Linked DNA regions of Mus musculus: regions 1 and 3 are each linked to region 2. The links are chromatin loops, found by intact Hi-C in ENCODE. Cell type or tissue: left cerebral cortex. All regions are shown on one strand. Region 1 overlaps Sp6 (trans-acting transcription factor 6). Region 2 holds the start of Cdk5rap3 (CDK5 regulatory subunit associated protein 3). Region 3 has its middle 3.9 kb from the start of Cbx1.

What was found. A loop is a pair of places that touch in the nucleus more often than their neighbours do. Peaks named below come from ENCODE experiments on the same cell type or tissue, not always from the same donor. Only the 100,000 strongest peaks of a DNase experiment are listed, where the experiment ranks them.
Region 1: a loop joins it to region 2, with 5 times the contacts of the local background. A loop is called at or near these places in 22 of 42 quality-filtered maps.
Region 3: it touches region 2 in a loop (2.3-fold over the local background); 4 of 42 quality-filtered maps call a loop at or near these places.

The regions. Positions count from the first base shown.
Region 1 is chr11:97,021,010-97,023,509 of GRCm38, forward strand. It overlaps Sp6 (trans-acting transcription factor 6), which reads left to right. Exons shown (of 2, transcript NM_001363230.1): 2 at 397-2,500. The coding sequence starts at 454. The coding sequence ends at 1,584. It overlaps Gm11532 (predicted gene 11532), which reads right to left. Exons shown (of 2, transcript NR_133649.1): 1 at 375-2,500. Among named protein-coding and RNA genes, the nearest start is that of Sp6, 3.5 kb to the left of the region's middle. In left cerebral cortex, CTCF peaks have their summits at 1,020 and 1,353 (motif pointing left); DNase peaks (open chromatin) are centred at 1,014 and 1,325; H3K4me3 peaks cover 790 bases.
Region 2 is chr11:96,915,548-96,918,047 of GRCm38, forward strand. It overlaps Cdk5rap3 (CDK5 regulatory subunit associated protein 3), which reads right to left and starts at 967. Exons shown (of 14, transcript NM_030248.2): 1 at 837-967; 2 at 604-649. The coding sequence starts at 842. In left cerebral cortex, CTCF peaks have their summits at 563 and 1,138 (motif pointing right); DNase peaks (open chromatin) are centred at 620 and 1,043; H3K4me3 peaks cover 1,389 bases; H3K27ac peaks cover 471 bases.
Region 3 is chr11:96,784,001-96,786,500 of GRCm38, forward strand. No RefSeq gene overlaps it. Among named protein-coding and RNA genes, the nearest start is that of Cbx1, 3.9 kb to the right of the region's middle. In left cerebral cortex, a CTCF peak has its summit at 1,043 (motif pointing left); a DNase peak (open chromatin) is centred at 1,035.

The sequences.
Region 1 (2,500 bases), 110 kb after region 2:
TACCTACTGTACCCCATCTGTGTCCTGAGTTAGACTGGAGCTAAGACGACTCTAGATCGTCCAAATAGGTTGGCAGCAAGTCTGCCGGGGGTGGGGGTGGGAACTGCCCAGACTGCTGTGTGGAGATGGCTCCGGTGGCTTTGGGACCAGTCCAACCCCCCCCCCCCCCCCGAATAAGCTGAGTCTTAAGGGCGGGGTCACTTAGTGGAAAGGCCATCCTGTGCCCTGACCTGGACTTTCACATCCATTTCTTCCTAGCATTCCCAAGCTCTAGTCCTCACCCAGAGTCACGCCCCTTTTCCTGATAGGGGCTGGGAAGGAGCCCGTTGCTGAGAAGGGATCTGGGTTAGAAGGGGAAGTAAGTTCTTGCTCACATCTCATCCTTGCCACTTCTAGGTTCCATCTGAGGTACCCTTGACCGTCCCTGCCTTCATTCCATCCCGGATCCCGGCAATGCTAACCGCTGTCTGTGGCTCTCTGGGCAGCCAGCACACCGACGCGCCTCACGCTTCACCGCCGCGCCTCGACCTGCAACCTCTCCAGACATACCAGGGTCACACGAGCCCGGAGGCTGGGGACTACCCCTCCCCGCTGCAGCCTGGAGAGCTGCAGAGCCTCCCGCTGGGCCCGGAGGTAGACTTTTCACAGGGCTATGAGTTGCCAGGGGCCTCCTCGCGGGTAACCTGCGAGGACCTGGAAAGTGACAGTCCCTTGGCACCGGGACCCTTTTCCAAGCTCCTGCAGCCGGACATGTCACACCACTATGAATCGTGGTTCCGGCCGACTCACCCAGGCACAGAGGATGGCTCGTGGTGGGACCTTCATCCCGGCACCAGCTGGATGGACCTCCCCCATACTCAGGGAGCGCTGACCTCACCTGGCCATCCGGGGGCGCTTCAGCCTGCTTTGGGAGGATACGTCGGAGACCATCAGCTCTGTGCTCCGCCGCCCCACCCGCACCCGCACCACCTCCTCCCAGCCGCTGGTGGGCAGCACCTTCTGGGGCCACCCGACGGGGCTAAGGCCTTGGAAGCGGCCGCACAAGAGTCCCAAGGGCTGGATTCCAGTCTGGATGCAGCGTCCCGACCCAAAGGCTCCCGGCGATCAGTTCCCCGCAGCTCAGGGCAGACCGTGTGTCGCTGCCCCAACTGCCTGGAGGCGGAGCGACTCGGGGCTCCGTGCGGGCCCGATGGGGGCAAGAAGAAGCATTTGCACAACTGCCACATCCCAGGCTGCGGCAAGGCATACGCTAAGACGTCGCATCTGAAGGCGCACCTGCGGTGGCACAGCGGTGACCGACCCTTCGTGTGCAACTGGCTTTTCTGCGGCAAGCGCTTCACGCGCTCCGACGAGCTGCAGCGCCACCTTCAGACCCACACCGGGACCAAGAAGTTCCCCTGTGCGGTCTGCAGCCGAGTCTTCATGCGCAGCGACCACCTGGCCAAACACATGAAAACCCACGAAGGCGCCAAAGAGGAGGCGGCGGCGGCGGCCCAAGGCGAGGGCAAGGCCGGTGGCGTGGTGGAACCACCCGGGGGCAAAGGCAAACGTGAGGCCGAAGGCAGCTCGGCGTCCTCCAACTGAGCCCCATGGATGTCACATACCTGCCGTTCTTTATTTGGGGGGGCGGGGGGAATGGGGCGGCCTGAGTAAGAGGAAGGTGGTTATTTATTGGTGATGAGGGGACAGGGAAAGGGACGCTAGGGGTTTTTAGTCTCGGGGGCTACATGGGAGGCTGCTTGAATATTTAGGCTGCCAGGAGCTGAACACGCCCCTCGCTTCTTCCCTTTCTCACTATTTCACCCTCCCCTGAGTTGCTGAAGAGTTGGGATGGAGCGCCCCTACCATGTGGAGGGGTTCGCATAGTAGAGAGATGGCATGTCCCAGAAGCTGAGGGAACTCGAGATTGGGTCGGGGCGTTGGGGGAAGCTGTCTGGACACGTCTTTAGTTCCTGGGAACCCGGACATAAAAGCACCTTGGAGCCGCCCTTCGGCCTAGGTCTCTTTCATCCCCTCTTCTAGTGCTGCTCCCTCTAAAATTTCCGGAGAGAAAGCAGAGATGAGGTGTGTGTGTGGGGAAGCCTGGGGTGGTTCCCCTTAAGGGGCTGTCTACCTAGCTTGGAGGGTTATTAGTATAGAAAGAACTCCCTTCAGTGAATTTCTTCTAAACCCTTCTGGATGGTAGAGCCAGGAAGAGCAGCTCAGCTCTGCAGCCAGGGCTCTGAGCTGGAGGTCAGAGCTGGATGGCATAGAGGAGGGATCCAGCAGAAAAATCCTCTTACAAAGTGGAAGAGCTAGCCGCTCCTTTCAACTCGAATTCAATCCTTAACTCTTAGACCTTGTAAAAGAAAGCAAACTCAGCAGTCGACATTCCCCATCTATTCCCCTAGGTAGTTTCCTAAAGTCAGCTGCCAGCACTTGCTCCAGAGTTGACAAAACAACCCCCACCCCACTCCCAGGTCCCCATCCCTTGCTTTCCTGTTGGGGGTGGAAGGGAGAG
Region 2 (2,500 bases):
CTATGTGGCCAAGGCCTGCCTCTGCCTTCTGAGTGCTAAGACTAAAGGTTTTTTGGGGGGGTGGGGGTGGGGGGCGGGGAGTACTAGGCTGGTACTTGCTATGCAAGCCAGGCTGTCTGAGAACTGCCACCAATCCTCCTGCCTCGGCCTCCCAAGTATTATGGTTACCAGTGTGAACCACCATGGTTGGCATAAAAGGTCTGTATGTGAGTCTTAGGGCCCTCTTCTCCCTAAATCCAAGGAGAGAAACTTTTTAAATAGATGGGAGAGGATTACCCACCCCAAATAATGCAAAATGCATGAAGACAGAACCAAACAGACTTAGGTTTCAAATGGATCAGCCATTTGCTTAACTGTCCATCTTTAACACTATCCATTTGTCCTGTGTGCCTGAATACGATTTGATACTACGTGAGAAACGTTAAAAGTAGAAAACACGGAGCCAGTACAGACTTTCCATGCTTCCTTCCTTGCAGAGCAAACAGTTCGCTGGAGTAAAGCACCTCAGCTGGGACTTTCACAGCTCCTGGCTGCTGGTTGGTGACAGGGGGCAACTAGCAGACCTCCCCCGAGAGCCGACCGCGCGGGGGCGCCCTCTCCTACCGAGCAGCTTGCTGGTCTGGATGTCGATGGGCACGTGCTGATGGTCCTGGTGGGAAATACGACCGGGAGGGAGGGCGTGAACGCGGGAAGGCGATGCGCCTCGCGCGCGCTCATTCCACGAGTCCAACCGCCACCCTGCAGGGGCAGAGCACCCGACAGAGGACGGGAGGACTTGAGGAGGCAGGACAGGAATCCCAGAGAAGACCCAGTTTCTCCAGCCCTGGTCCCCACACCTGCATCCTTTCTCCACTTCCGCTTCCGGCCAAAGACCCCGGCCCAGCCTAGCACCAATCCTGAGCGGCTGTGCTTGAGCCTCAGTTCCGAAACAAACCGGCCTCCTTCAGCCACGTCGCCGTCTTCAGCGGAGCCAATCCAAGACCACGCTCCGCCCCTCTGCTGAAAGCCCCGCCCATCACGATGTTCTGATTGGTTGAGTACCGGAGGGGCGGGAGAATAGCTGACAGCCAATGGAAGGCGAGAGGCGGGCTCCGGCCGGGTGATCTCCAGGAAGGGATGTTACACTTGCACGATGGCGGTAGGGGGCACCCAAGAGCCGTTTTAGGCTGCTTTTTCATCAGCCTGGCGCGGAGCCCCCAGCTAGAGAACGAACACATGCGCGGAACAGGTCCTAGCACCTTCCCGATGGCGTTTCGAAAGTAGTTAAAAAAAATACTTTCTTCCCACCATTTTCTCCCTTTACCACATATAGAAGGTCACAGGTCTCTTGAGGCTCTCGTCACATTTTGTCCTCCCATTTATGATAAATACGATTTTTGAGCACCCGATTCTTGTTGGACGACTGGGACAGGGAAGGGAGAGGAAGCAACACTCATTGAATAGTAAACAAAAAGTTGCGTGGTGGCACACGCCTTTAATCCCAGCAGGGAGGCAGAGGCAGGCGGATTTCTGAGTTCGAGGCCAGCCTGATCTACAAAGTGAGTTCCAGGACAGCCAGGGCTATACAGAGAAACCCTGTCTCGAAAAGCCAAAAAAAAAAAAAAAAAAAAAAAAAAAAGTTGCAGAAGGAAGGATGATGGCGGGTGTTCCTGGTGGAGTGGAAAGGCTGTTTCTGATGGAAGAGACTGCACAAACTTTAAAACTACAGCTGCAAGAGTGGTTCAGGGAAAGACAAGCAGGGGAGACCGGCAAAATATACGTGGTCCAAGACAAAGTGAAGTGCAAGGTCCCTTGTTTCACGAGGGATCTCAAGAGGACACTACACAGGTCTCCCACCTATAGCTGACCTCAGACCCACCTCTATACAGTAAAAGGTTTAAGGCAGTGACCCGGGAGGAGGCTGTAAAAATATAAGGATCGTAACAAAGAGTCCCTCATTAAGGAACTTGGACTTCACACTGCAGACAGAGAGGAACCACTGAAGGGTTTGGTACAAGGAAGGACATAACACATATTGGTTAGGAGGATGGGCTAATGGGCAATAAGGCTGTGTCCAGAGCAACTAGGAGGCTGTAAGGGAGAGGTTGGGCCTCACCTAGGTCAGAAGCTGTAGGGAGGAGATAAGCAGAATTTAGGAGGAAAACAGACAGGCGTTGGCAATAGATTGGCCAAATGGGTGAGGAGGGAGGACTCAAACATGACACTCAAGCTGGGCAGTGGCGGCACACGCCTTCAATCCCAGCGCTTGGGAGACAGAGGCAGGCAGATTTCTGGGTTCAAATTCAGCCTGGTCTACAAAGTGAGTTCCAGCAAAGCCAGACCTACACAGAGAAACCCTGTCTCCAAAAACAAAGCACACACACACACACACACACACACACACACAAAGATGACACTGAAGTGTTGAGTGGGAGTGCCACCACCTGAGATAATGACACCAGTTGTGGAGCATGTGTTGGAGAGGAGGGGCTTTGAACTTGTGGAGTTGGCAATGCTGGGG
Region 3 (2,500 bases), 130 kb before region 2:
AGACCCAGTAACCAAGACAGTTAGATTATATAGGAGGGAAGAGCAACTAGAGGAAAGACAGCCCAGCCCCTGGCCTAGAGAGGTTTAGAGTAGTAAGTGGAGCGCACCAGCCAGGAGGCCCTGTAACAGATAGGGTCTGAGGGGTGTGGGGAGAACATGGTGGTCAGTGTCTGCTTTTATGCTTAGTAGATATCTCAGCCATTAGCCCTGGGTTTGGGACCTAACAGCTCACTAAGTCTGAAGCTAGCCCAGGCTACACTAAGGCTGAAGCTAGCCCAGGGTAGAAACTAAAGCCTGTCTCAAAACTAGAAGACCCTACACACAGGAGGCAAAGGCAGACACATGTCTGTGAGTTCTGGGCCAGCCTGGTCTACATAGTGACTGAGCCTGCCATCCCTGAACTTGTTGCTCCCCAGTCACATGGCTGCCCCCAGTTGGGTTTTTCTAGGGCAGCAGGTCCAGTCGGAGGCCAGGTTCAACCCCATGAAGATTGCCTAGGCAGCTGCAGACTCAAAGCACTTCTATCTGCAGGATGCTCAGCATGACCCTCGGCCAAGTGCAGTGTCACCGACCACGAATCCCTCAGACCCCAGAAAGTCTGCTCCACGTTTTAGTCACATGTCTTGAGACTTCCCAAACCACTTTTCAAGAACCAGTGAATATTCAAGAGGACTGATCGGAAGGCTGAACAGAGGCTTCTCTAGAAAATATTCATATGTACAACATATAGTGTACAATCTTCTACTTGTCATGGATTTCTGCTTCACAAGGTTTAACTATTTTATATACACTGGCTTACAGTAAAACAGCATACAGGAAGGAAGGAAGGGAGGGAGGGAGGGAGGGAGGAAGGAAGGAAGGAAGGAAGGAAGGAAGGAAGGAAGGAAGGAAGGAAAGAAGGAAGGAAGGAAAGAAGGAAAAAGGGAAAGACGAACGGCTGCTCTCCCAGAGGGTCCAGGCTCCATTCCCAGGACCCACAGGGCAGCTTTCAGCCATCAGTTAACTCCAGTTCCCCGGAGATCTGGCGCCCTCTTCTGGTCTTCGAGGGTACTGTATGCACATAGTCCACATGTGCTTAACCATACACATGAAATACACATGAAAATAAATCTTCTTTAAAAAAAAAAAAGCCGGGCAGTGGTGGCACATGCCTTTAATGCCAGCACTTGGGAGGCAGAGGCAGGTGGATTTCTGAGTTCGAGGCCAGCCTGTTCTACAGAGTGAGTTCTAGGACAGCCAGGGCTACACAGAGAAACTCTGGGAAAAAAAACAAAAACAAACAAACAAAAAAAACAGAAAAAAACAAAACAAAACAAAACAACCTGGCCATGGTGGTGCATGCGTTTAATCCCAGCACTTGGGAGGCAGAGGCCAGCAGATTTATAGTGAAACCTTGTCTCAAAACAACAACAAAGGGCTGGTGAGATGGCTCAGTGGGTAAGAGCACCCGACTGCTCTTCTGAAGGTCCAGAGTTCAAATCCCAGCAACCACATGGTGGCTCACAACCATCTGTAACAAGATCTGATGCCCTCTTCTGGAGTGTCTGAAGACAGCTACAGTGTACTTACCTATAATAAATAAATCTTTAAAAAAAAAAAAAAACAACAACAACAACAAAGAGGAAAGGCAGAAAGAAAGAAAGAAAGAAAGAAAGAAAGAAAGAAAGAAAGAAAGAAAAGAAGGAAGGAAGAAAAGAAGGAAGGAAGGAAAGAGAAAATTGTGTTCAAGTGAAACAAAGAATTCCCGACACCAGTGTGGAAAGAATAAGTTCTCTACTTTCCTCACCTTTAAATTACATCTGAGAAAAAGCTTTCTAAAGTGAAGTGGTGGTGGCACAGGCTTTAATCTCAGCTATTGGAAGTCAGAGGCAAGCAGATATCTGATTTCCAGGCTAGCCTGTTCTACACAGTGAGTTCCAGGACAGCCAAGCTTTATAAAAATAACATTATTGTCATGCCTGCAGAAATGCTATAAAGTAGGGCTATAGTAAGTTTCACATTTTTTCACGGGTTTGCCCAGGGTTACTCCATGGACGGAGAGCAGAGACCAGCTTTGTCTGGACTCCTTTCTTCTTTTTGCAACATCACAGTTTCTTTACTCTTCCTGTGACTTGTTTCTTTGCTGTTGTTTTCTTGAGTTCTCACTCATTGCCCTCCGTAGCCCTGTCTGGCTTTTGAACTTACATTCTCCTGTCTCAGACCTTTGTGTGCTGGGATTGCCGACTGTGCACCTGCCCAACAACACACTGCTACTTTAAGGAAAGCGTCGGGGAAGTAAGGGGATTTAATTCCAAACACCTGTCCACTCTCCACCCCACCCCCATCCTGCTACCCACCCCATCCCCCTCTGGTCTCATACAGTCCTGGCTGCCTGGACCTCACAACGTAGATCAGACTGGCCCTGAACTTATGACAATCTTCCTGCTTCTGCCTCCAGAGTGCTGGTATTACAAACCATCACATCCCATCTCTCTCTCTCTTTTTTAAAAGACTTATTTAT